3 separate regions of the Homo sapiens genome follow, and regions 1 and 2 are each linked to region 3. Evidence: read pairs that join two places in POLR2A ChIA-PET (ENCODE). Cell type or tissue: Panc1. All regions are shown on one strand. Each heading gives the region's core, and the rest is flanking DNA. Links, peaks and the distances in the headings are about the cores only.

Region 1 (10,606 bases), core at 4,180-6,679, 52 kb after region 3:
GACCTTTCATGAACTATCCCCTTCTTCTATTTCAAACTAACAGGTCTTTAATCTCCAGAACCCACCATGTTGTCTTTCAACATAGAAACATTGCATATGTGATTCTCTCTACTTGACGTGCTTTTTCCTTTGGCTGTTGCCTATGTGATGATTTGGATAATGAACATAAGGGAGGCAGATATCATGAATACCTTCTATATTTCTAACCAGCAAAACTTGGCAGTGGTACCATTCCCTGAGCCAAGAAACAGTGGAAGAGTGACAAGTTTCAGGTACTCTTGGACCTTGGACCTGTTGAACGCGACGTGCCTTTTCTCATCTCCATTCCTTTTTGCTTTTCAGTCGTTGGTGTTGTTGACTCACTGGTTATCTCTTGCTTCCTTTTCCATTTCATTCTCTGTAACAGCTCTACCGAAAGCATACTACCCTACCTACCCTACACCCTGCTTCTCCACCTTTTTTTTTTCTTTTTTCTTTTTTTTTTTTTTTTTTTTGAGGTCAGGTCTCAGCTCTATCACCCAGGCTACAGTGCAGTGGCAGCTTCACAGCTCGCTGCAGCCTTGACCTCCTGGGCTCAAGCATTCCCCCCACCTCAGCCTCCCGAGTAGCTGGGACTAAGGCATTTGCCACCATACCTAGCTAATTTTTGTATTTTTGTAGAGACAGGGTTTCGCCATGTTGTTGCCCAGGCTGGTCGAGAACTCCTGGGCTCAAACACTCTGACCACCACGGTCTCCCAAAGTGCTGGGATTACAGACATGAGCCAGCATAGCCAGCCGAAACTGGGTCTTTTATAAAGAACAGAAATTTATTTTGTCACAATTCTAGGGGCTGGGAGCCCAAGATCACGGCACTGGCAGGTTCATTTGTTTGATATGGGCCACATCCTCCTGAGGGGAGGAACATATTGGCCTCACATGGTAGAAGGCAGCAGGCTGAAGGCTTCATGAGGCCTCTATTATCTTATTTATTTTGAGACAGAATTTTTTTTTTTTTTTTTTTTTGGAGACGGAATCTGTCTCTGACGCCCAGGCTGGAGTGCAGTGGTGCGATCTCAGCTCACTGCAAGCTCCGCCTCCCGGGTTCACGCCATTCTCCTGCCTCAGCCTCCCGAGTAGCTGGGACTACAGGCGCCCGCCACTACGCCCGGCTAATTTTTGTATTTTTAGTAGAGACAGGGTTTCACCGTGTTAGCCAGGATGGTCTCGATCTCCTGACCTCGTGATCCGCCCACCTCGGCCTCCCAAAGTGCTGGGATTACAGGCGTGAGCCACCACGCCCGGCCTGACAGAATCTTGTTTTGTCGCCCAGGCTGGAGTGCAGTGGCGCAACTGCAGCCTCGACCTCCTGGACTAAAGTGATCCTACCACCTCAGCCTCCCAGGTAGCTAGGACTTCAGACACTCGCCATAACTCCCAGCTAATTTTTGCTTATGTTTTGTAGAGATGGGGCCTCACTGTGTTACCCAGGCTGGTCACAAACTCCTGGGCTCAAGCGATCCACTTGCCCATGAAGCCTCTTGTAATCCCATAAACCTCATTCACAAGAGAGCAACCCCTCTGGCCTAAACACGTCTTAAAGGCCCCACATCTTAATACCATTACATTGGCCATTAAGTTTCAACACCTGAATTTTGGAGGGGACACATTGAAACCATAGCAATGGGTAAAAAATAATAAGTCAGAGTCAGGTTGAATGTGAGATCACAGGAAGTGGAGGGTACTATAGAAAACTGGGAATATGATGTGTTTTCTACAATATACATTTGTGTTTCTCAGCTCTCGCTGCTCGTTCCCTTATGGAAATAGTGGTCCTACTTGCTAAATATATAGATTTTTTAATGGGAAGTTTCCTAAAACACCATGCAAGCCAAACAAACATCTGTGAGTCAGTTATAACCCACAGACTAGCAGGCTGACTTCTGATCTAGAAAGGAGTAGCTTCGTTTTGTTAAGATCGTTTTGAGAGTTTTGTTTATTTTAATTCACAACCCTGTCTTTGTCCGTTGCTGGAATAGATGCTAATCGAATATATTCAAACTTCCAGCCATAACAAATGTGTGTTCGCAGTGCTTAGAGCTGTCCTCTGTACAACCTAGAATCTGGTTTCTCTGCACGTGACATCCTTCTGCCTTTCTGAGCTGAACTGTATTTTCACTCTGCACATGTACTATCCCTCTGGCCTTGTCCAGGTTCCTGATCCCCTTGTATAAAGAAAGCAGTTATTTGACCCTTGTACTTTATGCAGCCATGTACTAACCTTAAAGACATTTCTGGCCAGGTGCAGTGGCTCACGCCTGTAATCCCAGCACTTTGGAAGGCCGAGGCAGGTAGATCATAAGGTCAGGAGTTTGAGACCAGCCTGGCCAACAAGGTGAAACCTCATCTCTCCTAAAAATATGAAAAAATTAGCCAGGCGTGGTGGCACATGCCTGTAGTCCCAACTACTCCAGAGGCTGAGGCAGGAGAATCGCTTGAACTTGGGAGGCGGAGGTTACAGCCAGGCAAGACTGTGCCATTGCACTCTAGCCTGGGTGACAGGGTGAGATTCCGTCTCAAAACAAACAAACAAAAAAGGACATTTCTTCTGTCCTTATGGCATAGATATCTCAAAGCTCTACCTCCACCACGTTGACCTGCTCATCTTTTTTTTTTTTTGAGACAGAATTTCACTCTTGTTGCCCAGGCTGGAGTGCGATGGCACGATCTCGGCTCACTGCAACCTCTGCCTCCCGGGTTCAACTGATTCTCCTGCGTCAGCCTCCCGAGTAGCTGGGATTACAGGCATGCGCCACCACACTCGGCTAATTTTTTGTATTTTTAGTAGAGACGGGGCTTCTCCATGTTGGTCAGTCAGGCTGGTCTCGAACTCCCGACCTCAGGTGATCTGCCCGCCTTGGCCTCCCAAAGTACTGGGATTACAGGCATGAGCCACCACGCCCAGCCGACCTGCTCATCTTTATGTGTCTTTCTCATTTGAATCAATCAATCACTGGCCAGTTATAAAGGCTGGTACTCTGCTTTCAGAAAACCTGAAACCTTTAAACTTTCATGCTGTCAGTTCCAGTGTAGTCCATACTCTAGTACAGGGGCCAGCAAACTTTTTCTGTAAACAGACGTATAGTAAATATTTTAGGCTTTGCAGACCTAAAATATTTGTAAATATTTTAGGCTTTGTGGTCTCTGTGGCAGCTGCTGCTCATAGCACAAAAGCAGCCATAGACAAGATATAAAGGAATGGGCATGGCTGTGTTCCAAAACAACTTTATGGAAACAGGAGACAGGATGGGTTTGGCCTGTAGGTCATAGTTTGCTGGCTCCTATGAATTTTGTGTTTTTTGTTTTTTGTTTTGTTTTGTTTTGTTTTTTGAGATGGAGTCTCACTCTGTCGCCCAGGCTGGAGTGCAGTGGTGCAGTCTCAGCTCACTGCAACCTCCGCCTCCCGGGTTCAAGCAATTCTCCTGCCTCAGCCTCCCAAGTAGCTGGGATTACAGGCACCCGCCACCATGCCCGGCTAATTTTTGTATTCAATAAATTGTTTTTCAGGCTAGGTGCAGTGGCTCACTCCTGTAATCCCAGCACTTTGGGAGGCTGAGGTGGGCAGACTGCCTGAGGTCAGGAGTTCGAGACCAGCCTGGCTAACATAGTGAAACCCCATCTCTACTAAAAATACAAAAAATTAGCCAGGTGTGGTGGTGTGCACCTGTAAACCCTGCTACTTGGGAGGCTGAGGCGGGGGAATCACATGAACCTGGGAGGTGGAGATTGCATTGAGCCATTGCACTCCAGCCTGGGCGACAGTGTGAGACTCCACCTCAAAAATAAATAAATAAATAATTTTTTTTTTTGTTAATGGCTCCCCAATTTATATCTCTAAACCTGACTGCTCCTCTGTGTTTGTGATCTAACTACTCCACATCTTCCACAGATATGTCAGCACTTAAAACTCAGCATATCTATGACAGAGACTGCTCATTTCCTGCCAAGTATCTGTTTCTCCCTTCTTCCTTATTACCTGATCCCTTAATTCATTGAGATTGCAAAGTATCTAGCTAAGAAAAAAAAAAGTTGCTTGCCCTTCTTTCTCTTAGGGATAGCAGTGACATGTCAGGGAAAGTCTTTGGGTGAGGTTTTCAGGGAAGTTCCTGGGTGAAGAGGAGAGGAAACCCCTTTCTCTCTTTCCTGAAATTTGGAGAAGGCGATGTGGGGCAGTAATTATGAAGATTGTAAGCTTTCAGCTCATATTTTGCTTATTCAACATTTCAGGTAATTCAGGTAAATTGAATTCTCAACTCTTTATTTTTCTGAGACCAAGTCTCACTCTGTTGCCCAGGCTAGAATGCAGTGGCGTGATTTCAGCTCACTGCAGCCTCTGCCTTCTGGGTTCAAGCAATTCTCCCACCTCAGCCTCCCAAGTAGCTGGGATTACAGGCATGCACCACCACGCCCAGCTAATTTTTGTATTTTTAGTACAGACGGGGTTTCACCATGTTGGCCAGTCTGGTCTCAAACTCCTGGCCTCAAGTGAGGCCTCCACCCACTTCAGCCTCCCAGAGTACTGGAATTACAGGCGTCAGCCACCATGCCCAGCCAAATTCTCACCTCTTAACCAGAAAATTGTCTCACTACAAATATAGCCTAACCACTTGCTCAACCACAGTCTTCTTTCCAGTTTGAATGTGTACTTAAGGAGAGCAAACTGGGGGAAAATAAAGTTGAAAATTGTAGTACAGGCATCAGCCACTGCTTAAAGGCTTCACTGAAGAGCCATTAGCAGCCACACAGCAGGAAGCAAAAGGTAGAGAGAGTAAAAGGGGCCAAATAGAGTAAATAGAAACTATCCATAAATGTCTCTCCTGGGGTTAATTATGCTGCCAGAATTTTCATATGGAAGAACATCAGCTCATTTTGATACTTATTTTAAGAAAGGGATAGGAGGCCTATAAAATGTGTATCAGGAGCCTTATTCAATAATATAAATCTCTGAAAAGAAAAGCTTAAGTTTTGTGGTTGTTTAAAAAAAAAAAAAAGGTTTGTGGTTCCAGTCAATTCTCCAGGAAGAGGAAGCTATTTTAGGTAAGAACTGGTAGGTAGAGAGTAAAGTGTATTTATCCACACCTTGAAGCCTAGGTCTGGCAAAGAAATGTAAGGAAAAATGATAGACTCATAGAATGTCTGAATTGCAAATGCAGCCCTGTACGTAATTTGTTAATTTTCTTTACTATCCTTTACTTTCTTTTTGAACAGTGAATAACCTCCAGAATAACCATTCTTGGCTTCATAGTTTGAGCCACACTGTCAGACCACTTGTGGTTAAGAGGATAGTGTTTACTGAGTGCCTTGTGTATCTCTTATGTTTGTGGGTGTTATGCATCATCCCAGTTCTACAAAGCTTTCCAAGGCATTTTTCAAAACTGAGCTGGAATTTCATGTTTATTCTGACTCTACACCAGTTTTCTTTCTAATATATCCTATTTTGCAAGAGGAAGCAGAAGTCTAAAGCATCAAAATGTTAAATCCAGACATTGGTCAGGGCTCTTTAGAAGTTTAAGTTAATTTAAGTTTTATGTTTAGAAAATAGGCATTCAAAAAAGATGCAGTGTTTCTTAGAGTGCTGGTAGATTCCAGTGCTTTTATCTCATAGAAAAGAACAGGTTTGAATGTGTCCCCGAAAGTTGTGTGTCCCCCAGAGTTCATGGGTTAGAAACTTAATCTCTAATGCAACAGTGTTCAGAGGTGGGACCTTTAAGAGGTGATTAGGTTATGAGGGCTCCGCCCTCATGAAAGGATTAATGCCATTATCCAGGAGTAGATTAGTTTTTACAGGATCGGGTTCCTGATAACTGATAACCCACAGTTAGAAGAGTGCAGTTTTGTACAAATACTGCACATGCCAGTAGAGCCAACAAAGTACAAAACTATGACTGTCACAAAGTTATTTCATAATTTTAATTTTGCAGATTCTGCTTTGAAAAGCTTGTCTGTATGATTTATGTGCCTTGAGGTAACAATATGATGCTATCCTAATACATATTTTGCCTCAGATTCAAGTGCTGGCTCTTCTTGATTCCCCTCAAATTAATAACTACTTCTATACCATTAGTTTGAAAATAGATGAATAATTAAAACAGCTAAAGACCCATCAAGGAAATAACCTCTCTCTCTTTTTTTTTTTTTTTTTTTTTTTTTTTTTTTGAGACGGAGTCTCGCTCTGTCGCCCAGGCTGGAGTGCAGTGGCGGGATCTCGGCTCACTGCAAGCTCCGCCTCCCGGGTTCACGCCATTCTCCTGCCTCAGCCTCCCCAGTAGCTGGGACTACAGGCACCCGCTGCCGCGCTCGGCTAATTTTTTTCGTATTTTTAGCAGAGACGGGGTTTCACCGTGTTAGCCAGGATGGTCTCGATCTCCTGACCTCGTGATCCACCCGCCTCGGCCTCCCAAAGTGCTGGGATTACAGGAATGAGCCACCGCGCCGGGCCTAACCACTCTTTTATTTAACTTTTAAAGCTAACCCAATAAGTCTACTTTTTCTTATTTTTCACGTATATTAAGTGTTTAGTCAGTAAATACTTAACACCTACCTGTTGCCAGGCACTAGGCTAAGTGCTAGAATATAGCAAGAGATATGGCAGACATGGTCTCTGTCCTCATGGAGTTAACTTTAATCACAAGATCTGTTTCCAAATAATCTGTTGTTTAAGACTATGTTGTTGGGGTGAGGTGGGAGGGAGAGCATTGGGAGATATACCTAATGCTAAATGACAAGTTAATGGGTGCAGCACACCAAGATGGCACATGTATACATATGTAACAAACCTGCACATTTTGCACATGTACCCTAAAACTTAAAGTATAATAAAAAAAAAGACTGTGTTGCTCTGTTGTTCAAGACTGTGATCCTATTTATTACTGATGACAGTCAAACAGTATTAAGTGTCTACAATGGGCCCAGCACTGTGTGACAATGTAATTAATAATATAATGAGATTAGTAAGCAAAGAACATGGGGAAAGACTTTCTAGGCTGAGGAACAAGCATTTGGAAAGAGATGAGAGTAATGACACACTCAATGTGGTATTGTTTATGAGAAGTTCATTGTGGTTCAAGGATAAGGGACACGAAGTGCCGTAAAAGGAGAGGGCTCTCTAAAATGGGTGAGAGCCAGATTGTGTAAAGTGTTGCTCTTGACTGCCTTGGCATGCTGAGGAGTCAGTAAATACCTTTTGTTAACTTAAGGGCTTTAATGAGGAAGAGTGAAAAATGTTTACGTAACCATTTTGACTTCCTGCTCATTCCTCACAGGCTTCACCAGGTACTGCCTTCTAACGAGCTGGCCATTTCCACATGTCAGATAGGACCAACTTGCCTTTTAACTACCCGTGTGATACTTAAACACTGTTGCCGGTATCACAGCTTTTCTTCAAAACAGGTAATATTAGGGACACTTGAAATTTGGGAATTAGATTTACCTTTGCTGTTACTAAATAATTGTTAGAATTTTAAATGTCATATTCATTTTACTCAACTAATCTCTTTAGCTTTCCTATTTATATTCCTACTTATGATTACGTGTAATTCTCATTGGAAGGATTAAAATATTTTGAAAGTAAGACAGTAAAATTGTGAAATACTTTGGTATTGGTTACAAAACAGTACTTAGGTACCTTCTTCCTGATTTTTCTGTATTTTTAAAAAATAAGGCCAGGCACAGTGGCAAATGCTTATATTCCCAACTGCCCAGTAAGCTGAAGCAAGAGAATTGCTTGAGCCCAACCTGGGCAACATAGTGAAACCCCAGTCACCAATTAAAAACAAACAAACAAAAAGAGTATATTTTTTGAAGATATTTTATCACATATACAGAAGCAAACAAAGAGGGGAAGGAATTGTTTAAAATAATGTTAAGCTAAATAAAGTCAAAGAAAATTTAAGTAATAGTTAATAGTTATTGTTATAGAAGACATCAATTTACTACCCCGTTCTCAAAAAGGAAAATCTGCAAGTAGACTGTAGTGCTAGAGTAAGCTTTTCCTTAATTTCAGAAAGCCTGTATTAAGCATTTACTTTATGCCAAACTCCATTTTAGGGACTGGAAATATAAAATAAATAAAACACAGTCCCTGCTCTCAGTGAACTTGTTGTCTAGGGAATGTTAAGTAGAACCACCTGAAATTGCATTGTTTTTGTAAGCCAGCTATCGGTTCCACCTGACATTATATGTGGAAACAGAAATTTGCAATAATAAAGATATGACCACGGTGCTACGGGGCACTGACAAAATGCTTCATGCTGCCCAGGGCAGTCAGTGAAGGCTCCCCAGGGGAGATGACGTTTGAGCCGAGTTTCAGAAGATGATTGGAGTTTACCACGTGTTCACAGGAAGCAACGAGAATGAGGGCATTCCAGTAGCAGGAGACAGCATGCATAGAGATGCTGATGAAGAAAGAGCCTAGCGCACGTGGGAAACTGCAAAAGTTCAGACTGGTTGGAATGCTGGAAATGTTGTGAATGACAGGAGATGAGGCTGGCGAGAAAACAGAGGTCAGATTGTGGAAGGCTGTCAAGCCAAAGACTTTGATTTTATTCTTGAGATTGATGAGATGTGTGTAATCCAGGAGTGTGCAAAACAATCTGTAAGGGTTCAGAAAACATACTGCTTCTATATATAGTTACCTTTGTCTTAACTTGAAAATTTCAAATTGTGTAGGAGTTACAATGTGTGTAATTGTTATTATAGTACTGGATCCAAATAATTTATAAATAAATAAATATAGACATAATATGGTGTATTACAGGTTAAATTGTGTACCTCAAAAATTCATGTTTAAGTTCTAACCCTCATTATCTCAAACTGTGACCTTATTTGGAAATACTATCATTGCAGATGCAATAGTTAATGAGGTCAAGTTAAGAAGCAATAGGAGGCCAGGCATGGTGGCTCACACCTGTAATCGCAGCACTCTGGGGAGGCCAAGGTGGGTGGATCACCTGAAGTCAGGAGATCAAGAGCAACCTGGGCAACATGGTGAAACTCCGTCTCTACTAAAAATACACAAATTAGGCTGGGCTTGATGTCTCACACCTGTAATCCCAGCACTTTGGGAGGCCAAGGCGGGCGGATCACCTGAGGTCAGGAGTTCGAGACCAGCCTGGCCAACATAGTGAAACCCCATCTCTACTAAAAATACAAAAATTATTTTGTATTTTGGTGGCGGACACCTGTAAGTAATCCCAGCTACTCGGGAGGGTGAGGCAGGAGAATCGCTTAAACCTGGGAGGTGGAGTTTGCAGTGAACCAAGATCACACCACTGCACTCCAGCTTAGGAGACAGGGCTAGACTCTGTCTCAAACAAACAAGCAAACAAACAAAAGAAAGAAGAAAAGAAGGAGCGAAAAGGTGGGCCCCCAATCCCTAATCCAGTATGACTAATGTCCTTCCAAGAACAGAAAATTTGAACAGAGACACACAAACGGGAAGAATACCTATGCCTTTTGAAGGTAAAGGCGGACATTGGGGTAATGCTTTTACAAGCCAAGGAACTCCGAAGGTAGCCAGCAAACTGTCAGAAGCTAGGCGAGGGTCCTGGGACAGATTCTCCTCACAGCCCTCAGAAGGAATCAGTCCCGCTGACACCTTGATCTTGGACTTGTAGCCTCAGGAACTGTGAGGCAAATGTCTGTTGTTTAAACTATCCAGTTTGTGATACTTTGTTACAGCAGCCCTAGCAAATTGAGCTACTTGGTCAAAAACTTCAGGCAACACTGATGAGATGATGTAAAGGCTTTAAAGAGTTGGTTTATGTTTAAGAGTCCAAATTATCAACGTCCTATCTTTACTCAGTCTCTGTATTCAAGAATTGACCTTAGGCCAGGTGCAGTAGTTCACGCCTGTAATCCCAATACTTTGGGATGCCAAGGTAGGAGGATTGCTTGAGGTCAGGAGTTTGAGATCAGCCCTTGTATATTAGTTCGTTCTCATGCTGCTGATAAAGACATACCCAAGACTGGGTAATTTATAAGGAAAAAGAGGTTTAATGGACTCACGGTTCCATGTGGCTGGAGAGGCCTCAATCATGGCGGAAGGTGAAAGGCATGTCTTAGGTGGCGGCAGACAAAAGAGAAATGAGAGCCAAGTGAGAAGGGAAACCCCTTATAAAATCATCAGATCTCGTGAGACTTATTCACTACCATGAGAACAGTATGGGGAAAGCGTCCCCATGATTCAGTTCCCACCGGGTCCCTCCCACCACATGTGGGAGTTCTGGGAGCTACAATTGAAGATGAGATTTGAGTGGGGACAAAGCCAAACCATATCACCTTTTCTCTACTAAAAATTAAAATTAATTAAAAAATTAAGCTGGCATGGTACTATATGTCTGTAGTCCTAGCTACTTGGGATGCCGAGGTGGGAGGATTGCTTGAGCCCACGAGGTTGAGGCTGCAGTGAGTCATGATCATGCCACTGCACTCCAGCCTGGACAACAGAGCAAGGCCCTGATGCAAAAAACAAAAAATAATAATTTAACTTAAAGTGATGTCTTGATTGCAGTGTTTATTCTACTTTTTAAAGCCATTGTGGTGGGAAAACAATTTGTTTACATTTGTAG
Region 2 (10,606 bases), core at 3,676-6,175, 110 kb after region 3:
GTTGCCCAGGCAGAGTGCCGGGACGCAATTATGGCTCACTGCAGCCTTGAGCTCCTAGGCTCAAGTGATCTTCCTACCTCAGCCTCCAGAGTAGCTGGGACCACAAGTGTGCACCACCATGCCCGGCTAGTTTTTTATCTTTTGTAGAGATTGGGTGTCACTATGTCACCCAGACTGGTTATGAACTCCTGGGCTCAAGTGAACTTCCTGCCTCAGCCTCCCAAAATGCTGGGATTACAGGCATGAGCCACCAACAGACTCGTCATGTAGTAGTAACTTTTAATAAGCATATCACATCATACATCTTTCTGGCCCTCACCAAATCCTATTTCCAGTAATGGTTTTTTGGTTTTTTTTAAAAAAAAAAGCAAAAGAACAAAACAACAACAAAAAAACAATAAAACTTCCTAGGTACAATACCACATGCTTGATATACTAAAAACTCAAAATGAAAATTTCTTATCTACATATTTTCTTATATAGTTACAGCTGGGCAGTTATATTTCAAATTCTGAAGCTGAGGAACAAAAGACATTAGCAATTTAAAATTATGGTAAACTGGTAAAGTAATATTATACTATTCATTATCTTCTAAAGATCCTTCAAATAAAACAAAGATAAATCAAGAAAAGATAATTCTGTAATTTAAGCAAATAGTTTAAGACTGTCACCTGGCTGGGCGTGGTGGCTCACGCCTGTAATCCCAGCCCTTTGGGAGGCCGAGGTGGGCGGATCACGAGGTCAGGAGATCCAGACCATCCTGGCTAACACAGTGAAACCCTGTCTCTACTAAAAATACAAAAAATTAGCCAGGCATGGTGGCGCATGCCTGTATTCCCAACTACTAGGGAGGATGAGGCAGGAGAATTCCTTGAACCCAGGAGGCGGAGGTTGCAGTGAGCCAAGATTGCGCCACTGCACTTCAGCCTGGGCAACAAGAGCAAAACTCTGTCTCAAAAAGACTGTCATCTAGTCTACCAAATACACTCTCTCAAGTTAAAAAATACAGTATGTGTGAGAGAAAATACAAGCACTACAGTATGGGTGGTATATAATGGGTCAGAAATAGAAAATAATCTTTCAAGGCCAGGTGTGGTAGCTCACGTCTGTAATCCCAGCACTTTGGGAGGCCTAGGTGGGCAGATCACTTGAGGCCAGGAATTTGAGACCAGCCTGGCAAACATATCGAAACCCTGTCTCTACTAAAAACATAAAAATTAGCTGGGTGTGGTAGTGGGTGCCTGTAATCCCAGCTACTTGGGAGGCTGAGCCGAGATCTTGCCACTGCACTCTAGCCTGGGTGACAGTGCAAGACTCAAAAAAAAAATCTTTTGAGTGCAAGTCTCAAAAAAAAAAAAAAATCTTTCAAGGTCACAGTACTTATTTTGCCTGCACGTTATAAATACCAGTCTGTATGTGTCACTACCAAAGTTCACTGATAGGTAAGTGACCACTGATAATCAATATATCAATAAACAGCTTTCAAATTTATATGTTTACTCTCAACCTTAGGGTCTGTTTAAGATGGTAGCCATCATTACTTTCAGCAGATCAAAGAGGAGTTTCAAGAAGCAATAATACACTTTGGGAACTGAGTGCATGCATTATCTTGAAATGCTAAGAGTGCTAAAAAAATAATAATTCTTTAAATAATAGCTTTGATGAGTAGGTATGCATATAGCCCACTCACTACTGAATTGAGCAGTTTGCAGTATTGTTCCTGGGTTAAACTCAGGGTTGGAAGCAGCCATATTTGGAAGCATTTGTGAAGACAGTAAAAACAAACAAACAAAAAAATGTAATCTGTAGTTAAAGGAACAGTAAAAAATGACTAAACATTTAGGAAAAACGAGTAACATTATATGGCCAATCAAGACATTCTACAGTATTTTTGCCACTGTTATTTTAAGTGATTCTTCCCTAAATTATTTCTAATTATTCAGTCAGATAAATTTTTGACCGATACAAAAACACTAAGATCTATAATACAGAAGAAAAAGAAAATAAGTTATCCAGTTATAACTACTAAAATAATTTAGAAACACAAAACCCAGTAATATAATGTGACCAAATTGTTAACAATACATTAAAAGCTTATATTAAAAAATTAGTATCTAAGACAGATTTTGCTGTAGGTTCTATGGTAGAGTGTGGAATAAAACATAATAAATCAATACAGCTAAAGTGCTTAAAACAGTGACTAGCACATAGGAAAGACATTTAAGTATTTGACACTATATTATTACCTTTTTCAGCACCTGAATGTGTTGTTCCTGCTATATTATGTCTAGCAATGGACATTGGCAATACTTTCCTAGTAGAAATGCTTTCAGTACTAGTGGCAGCAGAAACTGTGGCACTTGCTGTTGAAATATTAGTTTTATTCTGGGTCACAGCACCATCAGAGTTTCTTTCATCTGAGTCTGAGTCATCAGAGTGAAGTGGATTAGTAAAACTGAGGGGTGTTCTGAAGAGTGGTGAAGTGTTATCATGATCCACAAGATCAGGTGTTTCAACTTGTGTTGTAGGACTTGGTGTTAAACTCACAGTTTTCCTAGTTTGATAGTTGATATCTGAGGAATTGCCTTCAGATAAATCAGGTATGGGTATGGCATTTTCAGGTCCATGAAATGACCACGTTACATGTCCTTTCTCATCAAGAGGCAAGCGGTCTGGCCTTGGAGGTGTGTCTGAATTCTGGGATTCTTCTGGTGGAGTAACTGAAACTTTGTTTGATTGTGTTACACTGCAGTCCACACAAGAATTCTGGGAAGTATCACCGACATTTAGATCTGAACTTAATTCCTGTGGCTTAGAGATTTTATCAGCTATACAAGGTGAAGCAGATTTAATTTTAATTGCATGTCCCCTATTCAAAAGTGTGTTCCCATCAAAACTTTTTGGTCCCTCTTGGAGAGGGACCTTCTTAATCTCAAAACTTAAATTTCGTTCCAATTTTTTATCTATCTGTTCAATTGTTGATTCATTTTTCCCTGGAAGTTCTGTTGATTTACTATAGTTTCTGTTGAGGTCTGCTGAATGTTGTTCTGATGAAACCATATGCAACACTGGCTTTGGATGGTATCTATCATTGTCCTGCCACACAGTAGTGACTGTTGGAAAAGCTGAAGGGGGAGAAGGTGTCAAGATGGGTGGCACTGGATGAGGTTCCGGTGGCTGCAGTATTTCTTCTTTAGCATCCCCTTCAACAAGGCAACTGAAAAACAAACATTTAAAAAGGGCATTTTAAGACTGTTAAACAAGTTGATACCTGAGAATTATGTAGCTAAGAGTAGCATATTAAGAGCCATTACAATCTGGTTGCGAATAAAAACTGCAGTTTTTCAGACTAAGAAAATTTAATGTTCATCAAGGTAATACACATATACTGTTTAAAAAGTCAAATACAAGACTTTGAATGAAAAACATAGTCTCTGCCCCGCAGCCCTCCTGTTAGCCAGAGGCATCAACTTTCAACATTTTTTTATAGCTGCTTCTAAAATTTACACCTCTGTATTTCAGACTATTTCAAAAGTTATTTCTTGATCTTTGTTTCACACATTTTCTACTGACTTCCTACTGTGGAAGTGTCCTTCTCTATCTTTCCAATACTGTTATATTGTAATTTTTCATTACCTCAGTCGTATGACTGCAGATAGTATTCCCATCTATGACACCATGATTTCGTATCTTTTCTTCTATAGTGTCTTGTTTTCCCCTAATGACTGCCTTGGATTTCTGATGGCTTAGCTCTCTATGCATCATCAGTTACTCAGCTTTTCTTCTAACTTTCTTGCAGATTGGTATACCTCCTCTCAATAATGACAAGCACACATAGTAAGTATCAATACCACAGACATCCTTGTTAGTAACTTTTGGCCTCCTGCTCCAGTGTGGACTACTGGTTCCCTAGTCCATCACAGAGCTAATGTTCTCTCTGGTTTCAGATTCTCCTGTTTCCCAGGTCTCATTTTCCTCTTTCTGGGTATACTCCTTTGTTCGGGTGGGTTATACCCTCTAGTTGCCTTTATTTTTTTCCTTAAAGAAATAGGGGCCAGGCATGGTGGCTCACGCCTGTAATCCCAGCACTTTGGGAGGCCAAGGTGGGTGGATCAATTGAGCTCAGGAGTTTGAGACCAGCCTGAGCAACACAGTAAAACCCCATCTCTACTAATAATACAAAAATTTGCCAGGTGTGGTGGCACACACCTGCAGTCCCAGATACTTGGGAGGCTGAGGCAGGAGAATTGCTTGAGCCCAGGAGGTGGAGATGGCAGTGAGTTGAGATCACGCCACTGCACTCCAGTCTGGGCGACAGAGCAAGACTGTCTCCAAAAAAAAAAAAAAAAAAAAAAAGAGAGAGAGAGCGAGAGAGAGAGCGCGAGTGAGAGTGAGAGTGAGAGAGAGAGAGAGAGAGAGAGAGAGAGAGAGAGAGAGAGAGAGAGAGAGCGAGCAGCCTGGGCAATATGGCAAAACCCTGTGTCTTTAACAAATACAAAAAAATTAACTGGATGTGGCAATGCATGCTTGTAGTCCCAGCTACTAGGAAGGCTGAGGTAGGAGGATCACCTGAGCCTGGGGAGGTCAAGGCTGCAGGGAGCTCTGATCATGCCACTGCACTCCAGCCTGGGTGAAAGAATGAGATCCTGTCTCAAAAAAAAAAAAAAACCAAAGAAGAAGATAGGGTTTACTATGTTGCCCAGGCTTTGTTGCTTTTTAAGAACTTTATATGAAGCAAACTTCTTGAGGGCTTGTATATTTAAGTTTTTGTGTTCTGTTTTTCTTTTGAGATAGAGTCTTGTTCTGTCACCCAGGCTGGAGTGCAGTGGCACCATCTTGGCTCATTGGAACCTCTACCTCCTGGGTTCCAGCAATTCTTGTGCTTCAACCTCCTGAGTAGCTGGGACTACAGGCACATGCCACCACACCTGGCTAATTTTTGTATTTTTAGTAGAGATGGGGTTTTGCCATGTTGGCCAGGCTGGTCTCCAACTCCTGGCCTCAAGTGATTTGCCTGCCTCGGCCCCCGCAAAGTGCTGGGATTACAGGGGTGAGCCACTGGACCCCACCTCAGAGTTTTTGCTTTTTTTTCTCCCCCCAGGTGATCAACCTTTTTTTATCCAACCAGATAACTGGCAGTAATCACATGGTACACCAGGTTTCCCCTTAAAAGAGACTCTGTGGGCCAGGCATGGTGGCTCACGCCTGTAATCCTAGCACTTTGGGAGGCCAAGGCAGGCGGATCACAAGATCAGGAGTTTGAGACCAGCCTAACCAACATGGCAAAACCCCGTCTCTACTAAAAACACAAAACCCTAGTCAGGCATGGTAGCGTGCGCCTGTAATCCCAGCTACTCAGGAAGCTGAGTCAGGAGAATCACTTGAATTCGGGAGGCAGAGGTTGCAGTGAGCTGAGATCACGCCACTGCACTCCAGCCTAGGTGACAGAGCAAGACTCTGTCTCAAAATAAATAAAATAAATAAATAAAGACTCTGTGAAGTTCAGATTCTCTAGACACATTCCCACATTCCTAGGACATGAGAAGATAAATGAATATCTCCAGAATACTGATCATATTAAAATGACAGCAATACTCTCATAAGATATTCCTATATCTGTTCAAGTTTTACAAGTAGATTCTTTTTTTTTTTTTTGAGACAGGGTCCTGCTCTGCCACCTGGGCTGGAGTACAGTTGCACTATCTTGGCTCACTGCAACCTCTGCCTTCAGGGCTCAAGCCATCCTCCCAGTTTAGCCTCCCAAGCAGCTGGGACTACAGGTGTGCACTACCACACCTGGCTAAGTTTTGTATTTTTTGTAGAGATGTGGTTTTGCCATGTTCATGTTGCCCAGACTGATCTCAAACTCCTAAACTTAAGCAATTCACCTGCCATGTCCTCCCAAAGAGCTGGGATTACAGGTGTGAGGCATTGTACCTGGCCTACAAGTTGGTTCTTAATCTGAAAGAGTGGCTGTCAAATTTTTGCGATCTAAAACAAAAATAATTGCAGACACCTCCTACAATTTATAAAGCATATGCAAAGACCAATAGGTTATCCTAAGAACATATTATAATACAAATAGAAAATATGAGTTTTAAAAGGATGAGATAAAATTTTGATATAAATTGAGGTGTATTATTTTCCCTACGTGTACATGGTGAGACCACTTTTCCATAATCAGTATTTTATTTACATATTTTTTATTGAGACAGAGTCTCATTCTGTTACTCAGGCTGGAGTACAGTGGTGCAATCTCAGCTTACTGCAACCTCCGCCGCCTCCCAGGTTCAAGCGAATCTCCTGCCTCAGCCTCACAAGTAGCTGGGATTATAGGCACGCGCCATGACGCCCGGCTAATGTTTGTATTTTTAGTAGAGACAGGGTTTCGCCATGTTGGCCAGGCTGGTCTTAAACTTCTAACGTCAAGTGATCCGCCCTCCTCAGGCTCCCAAAATGCTGGGATTACAGGTGTGAAACACCATGCCCGGCCTCATGACCAGTATTTTACAGATTTACTTGATTAACAAACCCCATATATCCTTAACAGTACCTTTTTCACAGGGTAGTTAGGAGAATTAAATGAGTTAACATCTGAACAACAATTAGAACAGTGCTTGACAGATATCGAGTATGATATATGGGTTTGTTAATCGAGTATTTTCAAAGTTTTTAATTTAAAAAAACTTACTCCAAATTTCAGCATTATTTTTATCTTACTCTAAACCTAAGCAAGGTTCTTATGTTGGATGTTCTATAATTTCATAATGTAACTTAAAAAACTATATTTTTTAACAATTTTATTTTTATCCATCACATTTGGTGGTGTATATCAAGCTTGGTGTATACGCTCTATATAAAAATTTATGCCCTTTAATTCTAACACATTTTTTCTTCTTTTTTTTTTTTGCTAATTTCTTCTTCCCTACTCTCCTTTTAGACTATTATTAGTTCAGTGACAGATCTTCTAGTTTTGCTTTCTAATTTCCTTATCTTTTCTCTCCTACTTTTTCTTTATCCATTCATTTTCTTGAAATGAATGAATTTCTTTATTTTGGAAATTTTATTGGAAAATGGAGTTCCTTATTTTCCAAACTTCTGCTTAATTTTTAAATTTATAGTATTTTAATTTCTTTCTTTCTTTTTTTTTGAGACAAGAGTCTCATTCTGTTGCCCAGGCTGGAGAGCAGTGGCGCGATCTCGACTCACTGTAACTTCCGCCTCCCGGGTTCAAGCGATTCTCCTGCCTCAGCCTCCTGAGTAGCTGGGACTACAGGCACACACCACCACGCCCAGCTAATTTTTTTTGTATTTTTAGTAGAGACTGGGTTTCACCATATTGTCCAGGCTGGTCTCAAACTCCTGACCTTGTGATCTGCCCGCCTCAGCCTCCCAAAGTGCTGGGATTACAGGCATGAGCCACTGCGCCTGGCCTATATTCTTAATTTCTAAGAGCTTCTTACTTATTACCCACAGTTCTTATTTCGTGGTTGCAGCATTTCCCAATGACTGAGAAAAGTGGACTGTTGTTTCTTTTTTCCCCCATCTTTTTCATTTTACTCTGTATTGTCTCCATTTCCTCTGTTTTTTCATATTAGAGGCTTCTGTCAAATGCCCAGTCATTCCTAGTTCTGTTCACTTTTAAGAACTGGAAGAACTGGAATACTGGTGGGACATGGTGGCTCACGCCTGCAATCCCAGCACTTTGGGAGGCCAAAATGGGTGGATCCCTTGAGCCCAAGAGTTTAAAACTGGCCTAGGCAACAAGGAGAAAACCCATCTCTACAAAAAATACGGAAATTAGCCAGGCATGGTGGTGTGTGTCTATAGTTCCAGCTAGTTGGGAGTCTAGGGTGGGAGGTTCAATTGAGGTCGAGGCTGCAGTGAGCCATAATCACACCACTGCACTCCAGCCTGCGCAAAAGAGCAAGGCTCTGTCTGAAAACAAAACAAAATAAAACAGAAAGAATTGGAATATTAAAAATTACTGAAAGACATGTACAGTCATGTGACGTTTCAGTCAATGATGGGCCACACATAACATGGTGGCCCCACAAAGTTATAATGGAGCTGAAAAATTCCCATGAATTTGTAGCAAAATGCGTCATTCACGTTTGTTGTGATGCTGGTATAAACAAAGCTACTATGCTGTCAGTCATATAAAAGCACAGCACATGTAATTACGTACAGGACACAATCCTTGATAATAATGATAAAGAAAATAGTTATTGGCTTATGTACTTTTTTTTTTGAGATGGAGTCTCGCTCTGTCACACCCAGGCTGGAGTCCAGTGGTGCAATCTTGGCTCACTGCAACCTCCACTTCCCGGGTTCAAGCAATTCTTTTGCCTTAGCCTCCCAAGTAGCTGAGACTACAGGTGCCCGCCACAACGCCCAGCTAATTTTTGTATTTTTAGGAGACACAGGGTTTCGCTATGGTGGCCAGGCTGGTCTCGAACTCCCAACCTCAGGTGATCCACCCACCTTGGCCTCCCAAAATGCTGGGATTACAGGCGCCTGGCCACGTACTTACTTTTTGTTGTTAATTTTGAGTGTATTCCTTCTAATTGTTAAAAAATTAGTTAACTGTTAAACAGCTTCAGGCAGGTTCTTCAGGAGGTATTCTAGAAGAGGGCACTGTTATCATAGGGGATGACAGCTCCATGTGTGTTTCTGCCCGATACCTTCCAGCAGGACAAGATATGGAGGCAGAAGGCAGTGATATTGATGATCCTGACCCTGTGTATGCTTAGGCTACTGTGTGTGTGTGTCTTATTTTTAACAAAAACGTTTAAAAAGTAAATAAATAAATAAATAAATAAAAATGAAATATACACACAACACATATTTTTATATATATATATATATATGGATTCAAGCAATCCGCCCACCTTAGCCTCCCAAAATGTTGGGACTACAGGCGTGAGCCACTATGCCCAGCCAACATGTACTTTATTTTTGTTTTTTTATTTTTGAGACAAAGTCTCGCTTTTTCACCCAGGCTGGAGTGCAGTGGCATGAACTTGGCTCACTGGCACCTTCGCTTCCTGGGTTCAAGCGATTCTCCTGCCTCAGTCTCCCAAGTAGCTGGAACTGCAGGCGCGTGCCACCACGCCTGGCTAATTTTTCTATTTTTAGTAGAGACGGGGTTTCACCATATTGATCAGGCTGGTCTTAAACTCCTGACCTTGTGATCCGCCTGCCTTGGCCTACCAAAGTGCTGGGATTACAGGCGTGAGCCACCACGCCTGGCCCCATCATGTACTTTAAACAAACAATTAATGTGTTTACTGTAGCCATACTGAAAAACAAAATATACTATTTTACTTGTTATCAATCTTATGATTTTGTGATTTTATTTTCAGTTATGTTGGAACAATTTATAATAGTTCTAAAAATCATCCCAACTTAGAAGTCACAAGGTTCTCTTTGTCAAAAATAATGACATTCTGGCATTTGACTCCATTACATGAAGAAGAAAAAAGGTGACCTATGCATGTATTATAAAATCACACACAAAGAACTTTTAGAATGTATGCCTAATAAAAATCTGTCTTGAGTTGAATATTTTTTCTTAATATGCATTTGCTTTTTTCTTTATTATCTTTTTGTTTATTAGAGAGTAACAGAAGTAAAACTTTTCAACAGGTATAGGAAAAAGGCTTTAAATTCAGATATTCTATTCTTTTTTCCTGTAAAATTAAGAAGAGACTGCTGCTACATGTAGTTAGAGGTAGAAGAACATACAAATCATAAATATCAGTGTAGACTTTGAAAACCTCTATATTGGCTCAATCTCAAAAACCAAATTAAAACACAGGGCAGCAAAAATGTTCCTTAATTTTTTTAGGGCCAGTAGTTTCTTTTAGGATTCTAGGGCTCCTATATGGAACAGAGAAGTTAGAGAACTTAATATTTTATAGGTTTCAACTGGTTACCTTCCACAGACGGCTAAAATGCCAACCAGTTTTGGTGGATACCAAAGTGGAAATCGAACAGGAAAGAACTACTAAAAGTTCTGATAGCACACAGTTAACATCTCGAACATTTAAATGTTGAGACCTAACCTCATCTATATATAGGCTTCCTGAGGTTCCTAAGAGAAGTATGCAAAGGTATTCTAGAGACTATAACTACCACCACACTTAAAAAATCTGTTACTATAGGCCGGGCATGTAACTACATGCTTTATATACATTATCACTAATTTTTAAAAACGGAGAATACGAGTACTCTCACTACAATGAAGTAAAGTATTTTCAGAGAAGTGGCTTGTCAAAGTTCATTCAGTGGCAAATGCTAAAGTTAAAATTTGGAATGGGACCTATTTATGTAAAAAGCCTCTTTATACCAGAGTACACTGCCTCTTTCTGTACTCAGCAGCTTCCTTCCCAGGCAGTTAGAATCTTGCATGGTCAAAATGAGAATAAATTATTCCTGTGGTGTGCAGGGATTCTAACCAAACCTTCAGTTACTGAGGGAAGCTGCAGGCTTTTTCTTTTGTTCAGAGAGATGATTTCGTTAGAATGATCTCTTGGAATTAGCAACTCAATGCTAAGACATGACCCTGGCCGTCTGACCCAACTTTCCCCAAAGTTTTAAGATG
Region 3 (10,606 bases), core at 4,899-7,398:
ATTAGAACTGAAATCACTTCACTCCTAAGTCATATGTTACAAAAGTTACATGTTTCTCTCATAGGATACCTGTATACTATATGTCAATCAACACTATGAGTGAAACAAATAACCTTTATATTAATTTAGAGTGAAATGATACCTCCTTTTCCATCATTATATCCCTCATAGTATCTGGCATATTGCTACATAAGAATATTTAATGAAAGTATGAATGAAAAAATCTGTCTCACTAACAGACTACCTGAGGCTTATAGTTTTTTCCCTTATCTTCCTTTCAGTCAACTTTTTTTTTTTTTTTTGAGACGGAGTTTTGCTTTTTGTTTCCCAGGCTGGAGTGCAATGGCATAATCTCGGCTCACTGCAACCTCCGCCTCCCGGGTTCAAGTGATTCTCCTGCCTCAGCATCCCAAGTAGCTGGGATTACAGGCATGCGCCAACATGACCAGCTAATTTTGTATTTTTAGTAGAGACAGGGTTTCACCATGTTGTTCAGGCTGGTCTTGAACTCTTGACCTCCAGTGATCCACCCGCCTCAGCCTCCCAAAGTGCTGGCATTACAGGCGTGAGCCACTGTGCCCAGCCTCAGTCAAGCTTTTGCACATATGAATACCACTAAATTCTAGCCCTGAAAACAACAAAAACTATTTTAAGTTGATAGCAATCCATAAAAGTGAAGTTTAATGTTAAGAAATTCTCTGTAAAAATTCACAGACGTGATAATTCATAAGTATCCAATGAAGAACTAGTATGAGAAGCAAAAACAGTAATCTGTCAACATTATTCATTACACAGGTGTATAAAGTCATAAAAGGCAAAGTGTTAATTCTCTAAAGAGTCTATCTGTGGCCAGGCGCAGTGGCTCACACCTGTAATCCCAGCACTTTGGGAGGCCGAGGCAGGTGAATCACCTGAGGTCAGGAGTTCGAGACCAGCCTGGCCAACATGGTGAAACCCCGTCTCTACTAAAAATATGAAAAATTAGCCGGGCGTGGTGGCAGGCACCTGTAATCCCAGCCGAAATTGCACCACCGCACTCCAAACTGGGTGACGAGAGTGAGACGTCTCCCCCTCAAAAAAAAAGTCTATCTCTAAGCAGCTAAGACACACACTTGAATAACGTTATCAAATTCAGACTTGCCACCTAGGTATGAACTATCAAAATATCATATTTAGGTTAATTAGTATCTTAAGGACAAAATTAATTTTTAAAAAAAAGTCAAACAGTAGGCCAGGCATGGTGGCTCACACCTGTAATCCCAGCATGTTGGGAGGGCAAGGCAGGAGGATCACTTGCACACAGCAGTTCCAGACCAGTGTAGGCAACATGGTGAGACCCTGTCTCTACAAAATCTTTTTTTTTTAATTAGCTGGGCATGTTGGTACATGCCCGTAGTCCCAGCTACTCAGGAGGCTGAGGCAGGAGGATGGCTTGAGCACAGTAGGTTGAGGATGCTGTGAGCCATGATCATGCCACTGCACCCCAGCCAAGGCAACAGAGAAAAAAATAAAATAAAAATAAATGTAAAAAGTAAAACAGTCCAGACATGGTGGCTGATGCCTGTAATCCCAACACTTTGGGAGGCCAAGGCAGGAGGATCACTTGAGGCCAGGAGTTCGAGATCAGCTTGGGGAACATAGAGAGACCTCATCTCTACAAAAAAAATGAAATAAAAATAAGTGAAACAGGGGACTAACCAAAATGAAAGATGAAACAATCAAAAAAAATCAGGGAAAGAAGGCAGTAATGCAATAAAAAATAGAATTTAACAAAGCTTAAAGGGCAAAGGTGTGATTAATGACATTCCTAAATACAACTGAAAATATATGTAGAACTGCATAAATTACGCAATTGTTGCCAAAATGAATAAAACTTCATTTGAGTGAAAGTATATTTAATATCCTACACTTATGCCTAACACCAAAAAAGGTTAAATCAGAAAATATTACCAGGAGAACACATTAGTTTGAAATAGAACAGAGACAACACTTAGTCTATTTCATAGGCATGAAGATAAACCAAAAGGTACTATAACAGGAACTGAAAAATGCAAACCAATAAGAAATCAGTTAAGAGATTCCTTTAGAAAAAAAAAAAAACAAAACCAACTTATTTATTTATTTTTTTAATAGAGACAAGGTCTCACTATGTTGCGCAGGCTGGTCTCAAACTCCTGACCTCAGATTATCCACCCGTCTCGGCCTCCCAAAGTGCTGGGATTACAGGCATGAGCCACTGCACCTGGCCAAGAGATTCTTAGACTGAGCATCAAGGAGTTAAATTCTCACAGCAGAGCAGCCTGGGAAACAAAGCAAGACACTGTCTCTACAAAAAATACAAAAATTAGCTGAGTGTGGTGGCAAATACCTGTATTCCCAGCTACTCAGGAGGCTGAGGCAGAAGGATCACCTGAGCCTGGGGAGGTAAAGGCTGCAGTGGCCTGTGATCACACCACTGTACTCCATACTGGCAACAGAGTAAGACCTTGTCTCGAAAAAAAAAAATTCCCATGGAAAACTATTCTGTAATTAAATACTGAAATGAGCACTGTATGCAGAAGAGATAATATGCCTGAGACTGTTATTCTCAGTCCTGTTTGCAAGGCTGACTCTCGGCTAGCATCTAGGAACTCTTATTTTTGGAGGGTTCCCCCCATTCCATAAGTAAGAGTCTTCACTGTGCCAAAACTGTGCAAACAATATAGTTCGTTGTTGTTGTTGTTGTTTAAGACAGGGTCTCACTCTGTCGCCCAGGGTGCAGTGCAATCGTGCAATCGGCTCACAGCAACTTCCGCCGCCTCCTGGGTTCAAGCGATTCTCCTGCCTCGGCCAACTGAGTAGCTGGAATTACAGGCATGCACCACCACGCCTGGCTAATTTTGTATTTTTAGTGGAATCGGGGTTTCACCACGTTGGCCAGGCTGGTCTCAAACTCCTGACCTCAAGTGATCTGCGTGCCTCGGCCTCCCAAAGTGCTGGGATTACAGGTGTGAGCCACCACACCAGGCCTAAACAACATGGTTTTGCTGAACACTTGTTTTCCTTCTGGGAGTCTGGAATTTTAGTTTGTGGTAGGCAAATGGTGCCTATATGACCAATGTCCAAGAAAAACCCTGGGCACTGAGTTTTTAATGAGCTTCTCTGGCAGACAAGATTTCACATGTGTTGTCACAATTCACCACTGCAAGAATTAAGCACATCACATGTGACAACATTGGGAAAGGACTCTCAGAAACTTGTGCCTAGTTTCTTTCAGAAATTGCACCAAGTGCTATTTTTCTTGTTGATTTTACTTTGTATCCTTTCACTGTGTGTCTGTATATTTTTTTAAAGATGGATTCTTGCCGTGTGTGTGTGTGTGTGTGTGTGTGTGTGTGTGTGTATTTTTTTTTTTTTTTTTAAAGATGGGTTCTTGCCACGTTGCCCAGGCTGGTCTCGTACTCCCAGGCTCAAGCAATCCTCCGGCCCCAGCTCCCCAAAATGCTGGGATAAGAGCTGTGAGCCACCATGCCTGTCCTCCTTCACTATAACAAATCATAGCCATAAGTACAACCATATGCTGAGTCCTGTGAATCCTTTCAGCAAATCACAGGCCCTGGGAGTAGCCTTAGGAATCCCAGTGGACACAGGCAAAATGCATTCTTTACATGAAACCAAACTGGGGTACTAGCATTCACCAGATAGATTAAGAGCTTTATGTAATCTCTCGCTCATTTCCTATCTCTACATATGAAATGCAGTAGATATGTATGCAGAAAATTTTAAAATAAGGAAAAAGGCCATTTTAAATACCAATTTGCTTCTCCTACACTAAAGAGTATTTAAAGTCCACATTAAATCTATAATTCTTTTCTTTTCTTTTTTTTTTTTTTTGAGACCGAGTCTTGCTCTGTCACTCAGGTTGGAGTGCAGTGGCACGATCTTGGCTCACTGCAAGCTCCACCTCCCGGGTTCACACCATTCTCCTGCCTCAGCCTCCCGAGTAGCTGGGACTACAGGTGCCTGCCACCACGCCCAGCTAATTTTTTTGTATTTTTAGTAGAGACAGGGTTTCACCACATTAACCAGGATGGTCTTGATCTCCTGACCTCATGATCCACCCATCTCAGCCTCCCAAAATGCTGGGATTACAGGCGTGAGCCACCACATCTGGCCTAAATCTATAATTCTGTAACAGAACCCAATAAAGGATCCTGACAGGTACCTATAACAGAAAGAATAGAACTGCTATCCAACTAATCTGCCCCTTCAAAAGTGTAAGATGAGAAGTAAAATGGTGGCCAGGTGCAGTGGCTCATGCCTGTAATCCCAGCACTTTGGGAGGCTGAGGCGGGTGGACTGCTTGAGGTCAGGAGTTCGAGACCAGCCTGGCCAACATGGTAAAACCCCATCTCTACTACAAACACAAAAATTAGCCAGGCGTGGTGGCGCACGCCTGTAGTTCCAGCTACTCGGTAGGCTGAGGCAGGAGAATCGCTTGAACCCGGGAAACAGAGGTTACAGTGAGCCCAGACTGTGCCATCGCACTCCAGACTGGGTATCACAGTGAAACTCCGTCTCAAAAAAAAAAAAAAAAAAAGAAAAGAAAAGAAAAATGTTGATGGGAGACCCTCCCCAAAGCCACATACAAATGCACAAAGCAGACCACACACACAAAGTACCACAGATACACACGTGTATAGAGTCAGAGCCAGAGAGAGTGTGCCAGACTGGGAGTGAGGGAATCAGAAACAGAGATGCAGGTATACTTAGAGCCAGAGAGAGACACTCACAGAGGCAGAAAGAAGCGCACACAGAAACAAAGACAGCATGTGTTGTTAATGGCTAATTATGAAAAGAAAAATAAAAAAAAACTTTTAAGATCACAAATTCATTGAGTTAATTCTACCACTAATTTTCGTATACTTTCTGTATTAATAAAGTGAAAAACAAAATTCAGAAAAATTTATAAAATTTATATCTATCTTTCTCTCTCCCCCATCCCATTATTACATATAGGAAAAAAGTACTAATTAGCTTAGTTATTCTCAACTTTTGGCCTCTGGGATTCGAATCTGCTTTTTTTGCACTGCAATGTTGTCACTCTTCCAGCCATGATTTACCTACCTGTGACCTTTAGTACACTACCAGTCACCTTGGACACTGGCTTCTTTCAACCCTCATTCTAACTGCTCACCAGCAAACTTATTTAAAATGCTATAATGACAAACATTTACTCTAAAAAATACTATAATCATAACACATGTTCTCACACTTTATCATTAATAAACAACATAAAAATGCCTGGAACATAATGCATACAATCAGAAAAAGCAGTTGGTGAACTTTAGTATAAAATAAGACCCACTAAATAAGCTTTGTTTCAAACTTATTTGTTCCTTTAAACTATTTTGAAAAGAGCAAATAATCCAACTTTCTTACCAAATAAACTTTTATAAGGTTTTCGCATTAATAAAACACTTTTTATCATATATATAATTTTGTGTGTATTTCCAGTCAGAAAAAACTTGACAGGCCGGACGCAGTGGCTCATGCCTATAATCCCAGCACTTTGGGAGGCCGGGTCAGGCAGGCTGCCTGACCTCAGGAGTTCGCCATCAGCCTGGGCAACATGGTGAAACCCTGTCTCTACTAAAATACAAAAAATTAGCCCTAGGCATGGCGGCGTGCGGCTGTAATCCCAGCTACTCAGGAGGCTGGGGCAGGAAAACTGCTTGAACCCAGGAGGCAGAGTTTGCAGTGAGCCGAGATCGCGCCACTGCACTCCAGCCTGGATGACAGAGCAAGACTCCTCTCAAAAAAAAAAAAAAAAAAAAAAAAAAAAAGACACATTTTTTTTTTTTTTTTTTTTTTCCTGAGACCAAGTCTTGCTCTGTCACCCAGGCTGGAGTGCAGTGGCACAATCTCGGCTGCAGCCTTTGCCTCCTGGGTTCAAGCAATTCTCCTGCCTCAGCCTCACGAGTAGCTGGGATTACAGACGAGCGCCACCACGCCCGGCTAATTTTTCTATTTTTAGTAGAGATGGGGTTTCACCAGGTTGGCCAAGCTGGTCTCAAACTCCTAGCTTCAAGTGGCCCACCCGCCTTGGCCTCCCAAAGTGCTGGGATTACAGGCGTGAGACACTGCGCCCAGCCTACCTGACACAATTTTTAAGAAAAACCTGGAGAAAATGAATTGGTGTGACATACTTGACATCTATTTTAGATTTTCAAATGCCATCATCCATCAACACCTGTGTATACCACAGCTTGCAACATTATCATTAACAGAAGAAAAAAATTACAAGGATAGAATAAAAGTTGGAGGCCACAAGGAAAAAAGTGGCACACAGTAGTAAATGAAAGTATATTTTCCCTCAGCAAAGTAAATGATTTGTTGTTCCAAGTCACCAACAACAAAAGATGCCTTTCCCTACCACCACCACAGGCTCACTTGGGAAATGGCCCCACATACTAAGCAAATTCTTTCTCGTAGATAGTAACAACAGATAACACTCAGTGCTTTCAATGCGACAAGCACTGTTTTCCCAATGAATCATGTGTTTATTCACTTAATTATCTATGTACTACACACTGAGGAGAGGAGATAGTTTGGTTTTATTGGTGTTTTTTGTTTTTTGTTTTTTTGAGATGGAGTCTCTCTCTGTTGCCCAGGCTGGAGTGCAGTGGCACCATCTTGGCTCACCGCAACCTCCGCCTCCTGGGTTCAAGCGATTCACATGCCTCAGCCTCCCGAGTTGCTGGGATTACAGGCACCCACCGTAATTTTTTGTATTTTTTAGTAGAGATGGGGTTTCACCAACTTGGCCAGGCTGGTCTTGAACTCTTGACCTCAGGTGATCCACCTGCCTCGGCCTCCCAAAATGCTGGGATTACAGGCTTCAGCCACTGTGCCTGGCCAATTTTGTTGCTTTTTAATCACAAAGTTAATCTCTCATACATACTTACAAGAAAGATTTCATAACTATTTACTACTCAGTAGTAAGTACCTGTGAGCCAGATTCTATACTTGGCACTTTCCTCATACTTTCCCTCATTTAATCTTGGTAACACTGTAAGGCAGTAATTAAATTATTACTTACCTCCACTGTGAATACATTTTCCCTAAATTTTTCCATGGACATCCCAGAAGTCACAAATTAATTTCCACATCTATCTCATTCTTTTACCTTAATCATCACTAGTTTCAGTTTAACTCGGTTCAAAATATCACCTAAATTTTTGTCTACTTCAAAGTTAATATCGTATATTTCATTTTTTAAAAATCTCAATTTTTAGGCTGTTTTAAATTTTATTTTCATGTGTAATCTCTGGATTCACATAATTCACATTATGTTAGGAATCCAGTATTCAATCAAGAACATATGAGGCTTTTATAAAGTATTTCTAAAACAGATTCCTTCTCAAGTAATAGAATTTACAGCATGATATTTTCAAATGAATAAGAAAACTATTTGATTAAATCAGAAAAAAAAATGGCTATTGGGCTAAACCAAGGGTAAAGTTAAGTAGACTTGACTTTTTCTTTTCTTTTTTTTTTTTTGAGACTGAATCTCACTCTATTGCCCAGGCTGGAGTACAGTGGGGTGATCTCAGCTCACTGCAACCTCTTGTCTCCCGGGTTCAGGCAATTCTCATGCCTCAGCCTCCCCAGTAGCTGGGATTACAGATGTCCACCATCATGCCCCACTAATTTTTCATTTTTAGTAGAGACGAGGTTTCACCACATCGGCCAGGCTGGTCTCAAACTCCTGACCTCAAGTGATCCACCCGCCTCGGCCTCCCAAATTGCTGGGATTACAGGCATGAGCGACCGAACCTGGCCTTAAGCAGACTTTTCAAGCATTCATCACTAGCTGCTATAAATAACTAGTGTGGTTATATTCAATTCCTGCCTCAAAGGCTTACAATCTAATTAGACAACACAGATAGAATATGCAGGCAAAAGAAACAGAACAAAAGGATCATGAGCATTAACTAATAAGCAGCCATCAACTTAAGCTCTGACGTATTTCTTCAAGGTTGAAAGAATATCGTAGAAAATGAAGTTCTGACATGTAGATAATAGAAAACGAATATCTGAAAACATGACAAAGAATGCAATGAAAATACAGAATCTAATACTCTTTATCTTAGATAATATAAACTACCAGTTATTTTGCTACATATGCAGTGTCGTGGTCTTTCCCCCTCAAGCAAATATAAAGCCTTATCAACAATTAAATTCAATATGAAGTTAATCAAGGTCAACATATTCTCATCATCAACTATCAACATGATAGCACTAGTAAATTTGCTAGCTAGTGAATTCGCTAGTTGTCTAGCAACCGAATGCCACGGATTCTTCTTACCTTGACATCTGAGTGAATTTAAGACTATCCTTACGTCTATTCTACCACAAATTCTCTCTTTACAAGTTCAGACTTATTGACAGGATTTGCAGTATACTTATTACCCAACCACCTACCCCCCAAATTCTTCTCTCCACCCCACCCTCATATATAAACAGCAAATGAATGCAACTGTAACAGAGAAAAAAAAGAATAAAACAAGGATATTCTTAAACATACAAGAAACATACCGCTTCTGATTTAGCTCAGAGTAAAATGTTCCCTCTAAATGCTAGACTATGGTATGGTGATGACAGTCAAATATTTTTAAGAAGATCACTTACTTCACCATCCCTATCATACTAAAACTTGCTTTGGCAATTTTTCTTAATTTCTTCCTTTTAGATTATCTAAATATGAGTAAGACTAGTAATGCAAACATAGAATTAACTTATTTTAAAATAATTTAAGAAATTAAGTTTAACGAAGCTTAACCTTTTAACTTTTTAATGGCTCACTAAATATACTATAAGACATGTTACCATACAGATTAGAACTCTCCGTTGTTACATTTACTTTTCATTTCCTCATCATTGTTCATTCTCCGCAAAATTCAGCACCAAATAACATTTCTTATTTTATTCACTTAGCCAATAAAGATACTGAACAGTATAATAAAGTAGAACTAAAATCACTGAATAAAACTTACTTTTCAGCAAAATCTTTACTTCTCCATTCTCTTTCTTGATCTCATTCATTACTTTATGTTTCTTTTTTTCTCTTTCTTTTTCTTTGTCTCTCTCTTTAATTTTGTCTTTGATTTTATCTGGAAGACAAAACAAAGGAAATATTTAAAATGAAAAAATTACAACTTCATTTATCTGCACAAACTATAGGTAAATTTCTGGAATTACAATACACAAAGAAAATCAGAATGAGGAACAAATAATGCCTTTTCTTTTTCCTCTCAGGTTTTGGGGAATATTTCTAAATTTCCCTTTTTATTGAATATGAAATACATATTGTCAAAATGTATCATTATACATTTTATTCTAAGTATTCTTCACTTCGTGTCAACCAAAATATTAAATTTATTTCAAATCACTTAAAATAACTAACTTTAGGTGAAGCAAAAGCTACGATGGAAAAGTGCCAGTGTTGAAATTGAGCATCTATGGATTAGCAGCATAACAGAAAAATTACTTGATCTCAGTTTCCTAATCTGTAAATGGTAATTGATACCTTCCTCATTATGGTTACTATAAGGACTAAATGAAAAAATATATAAAATGACTACATAGAGCCTGGCATACATAAGACTAGATGTTGGTTCCCTTACCCTTGGCTCCTTTTAAAAATAGTATGACTCAATCTGACTACTTGGTGATACTGTGATATTTAAATAAAGGGCATAATAACTCTAGGGATCATTCATTTGCATTCTAAAACTTCAAACAAAATATTTGATAGCCTATTAAATTCTTCTTTGTTCAAATGACTTCCTATGCACCCAGCAAAAGACAAAATACAGAGAAGGATATACAAATAGTGACATAAACCTTTGCCCTCAAAAAGCTTACGACTGATTACAAAACCATGATGGAAGTATACAAGAACTGTGAAATGTCCTGGAATATAGTAGAGATTATATAGTATACATGCATACTGCATAATCTCTTAAAAATCACTCCTTACTTTCCTTTCTATAAACACTACCATAACCCAGGTCCTAATCATGTAGTGATTAGATTACTGTCTATATAAGCACTGTCCAGATCTAGACAGTAATCTAAATCTGAATTGGTAAACAATTTTATTAATTTTAATGATATATTTTGCTTAACCCAATGGATCCAACACATTATAATTTCAACATGGAACTGATATTTTTAAATGATGAGATATTTTACATTTTTTCATAAGATTTCAAAATCTAACATATATTTTACATTTATGACACATCTCAATTTGAAACTAGTTTCACTTTAAGTGTTGAATAGTCACATAAAACTAGTGTCTACCATACTGAATAGCACAGGTCTAGACTACTTAAATAAATTTTCAAAAAATTAAATTCATGTGCTAATAAACATTTTTAAACTTCAATCATTAATAATATACAAATTAAAAGACATTACTTTCACCTATAACACTGACAAAGTGTTTTTTGTTTTTTTTTTTCAAGTGATAACACTCCAAGCATACGAAAGTACAGCAAACAGGAATTCACTGACTCAACAAATACACAGTCTGAGTACAAGAAAAAGATTAGGGATA

Evidence for each region. ChIA-PET counts read pairs that join two places held together with the same protein. Peaks named below come from ENCODE experiments on the same cell type or tissue, not always from the same donor. Only the 100,000 strongest peaks of a DNase experiment are listed, where the experiment ranks them.
Region 1: POLR2A ChIA-PET joins it to region 3 with 7 read pairs; 20 of 35 experiments call an interaction of 5 or more read pairs at or near these places.
Region 2: POLR2A ChIA-PET joins it to region 3 with 8 read pairs; 3 of 35 experiments call an interaction of 5 or more read pairs at or near these places.

What each region holds. Positions count from the first base shown.
Region 1 is chr7:77,682,023-77,692,628 of GRCh38, reverse strand. All of the region lies in intron 1 of APTR (Alu-mediated CDKN1A/p21 transcriptional regulator), which reads left to right. Among named protein-coding and RNA genes, the nearest start is that of APTR, 8.9 kb to the left of the region's middle. RefSeq lists an enhancer at 62-561. In Panc1, for the core only: no CTCF peak of the experiment used is centred there; no DNase peak of the experiment used is centred there.
Region 2 is chr7:77,619,316-77,629,921 of GRCh38, reverse strand. PTPN12 (protein tyrosine phosphatase non-receptor type 12) reads right to left here. Exons shown (of 18, transcript NM_002835.4): 13 at 2,247-3,217. Among named protein-coding and RNA genes, the nearest start is that of APTR, 72 kb to the left of the region's middle. In Panc1, for the core only: no CTCF peak of the experiment used is centred there; no DNase peak of the experiment used is centred there.
Region 3 is chr7:77,734,959-77,745,564 of GRCh38, reverse strand. RSBN1L (round spermatid basic protein 1 like) reads right to left here. Exons shown (of 8, transcript NM_198467.3): 2 at 9,039-9,155. Among named protein-coding and RNA genes, the nearest start is that of RSBN1L, 44 kb to the right of the region's middle. In Panc1, for the core only: no CTCF peak of the experiment used is centred there; a DNase peak (open chromatin) is centred at 6,414.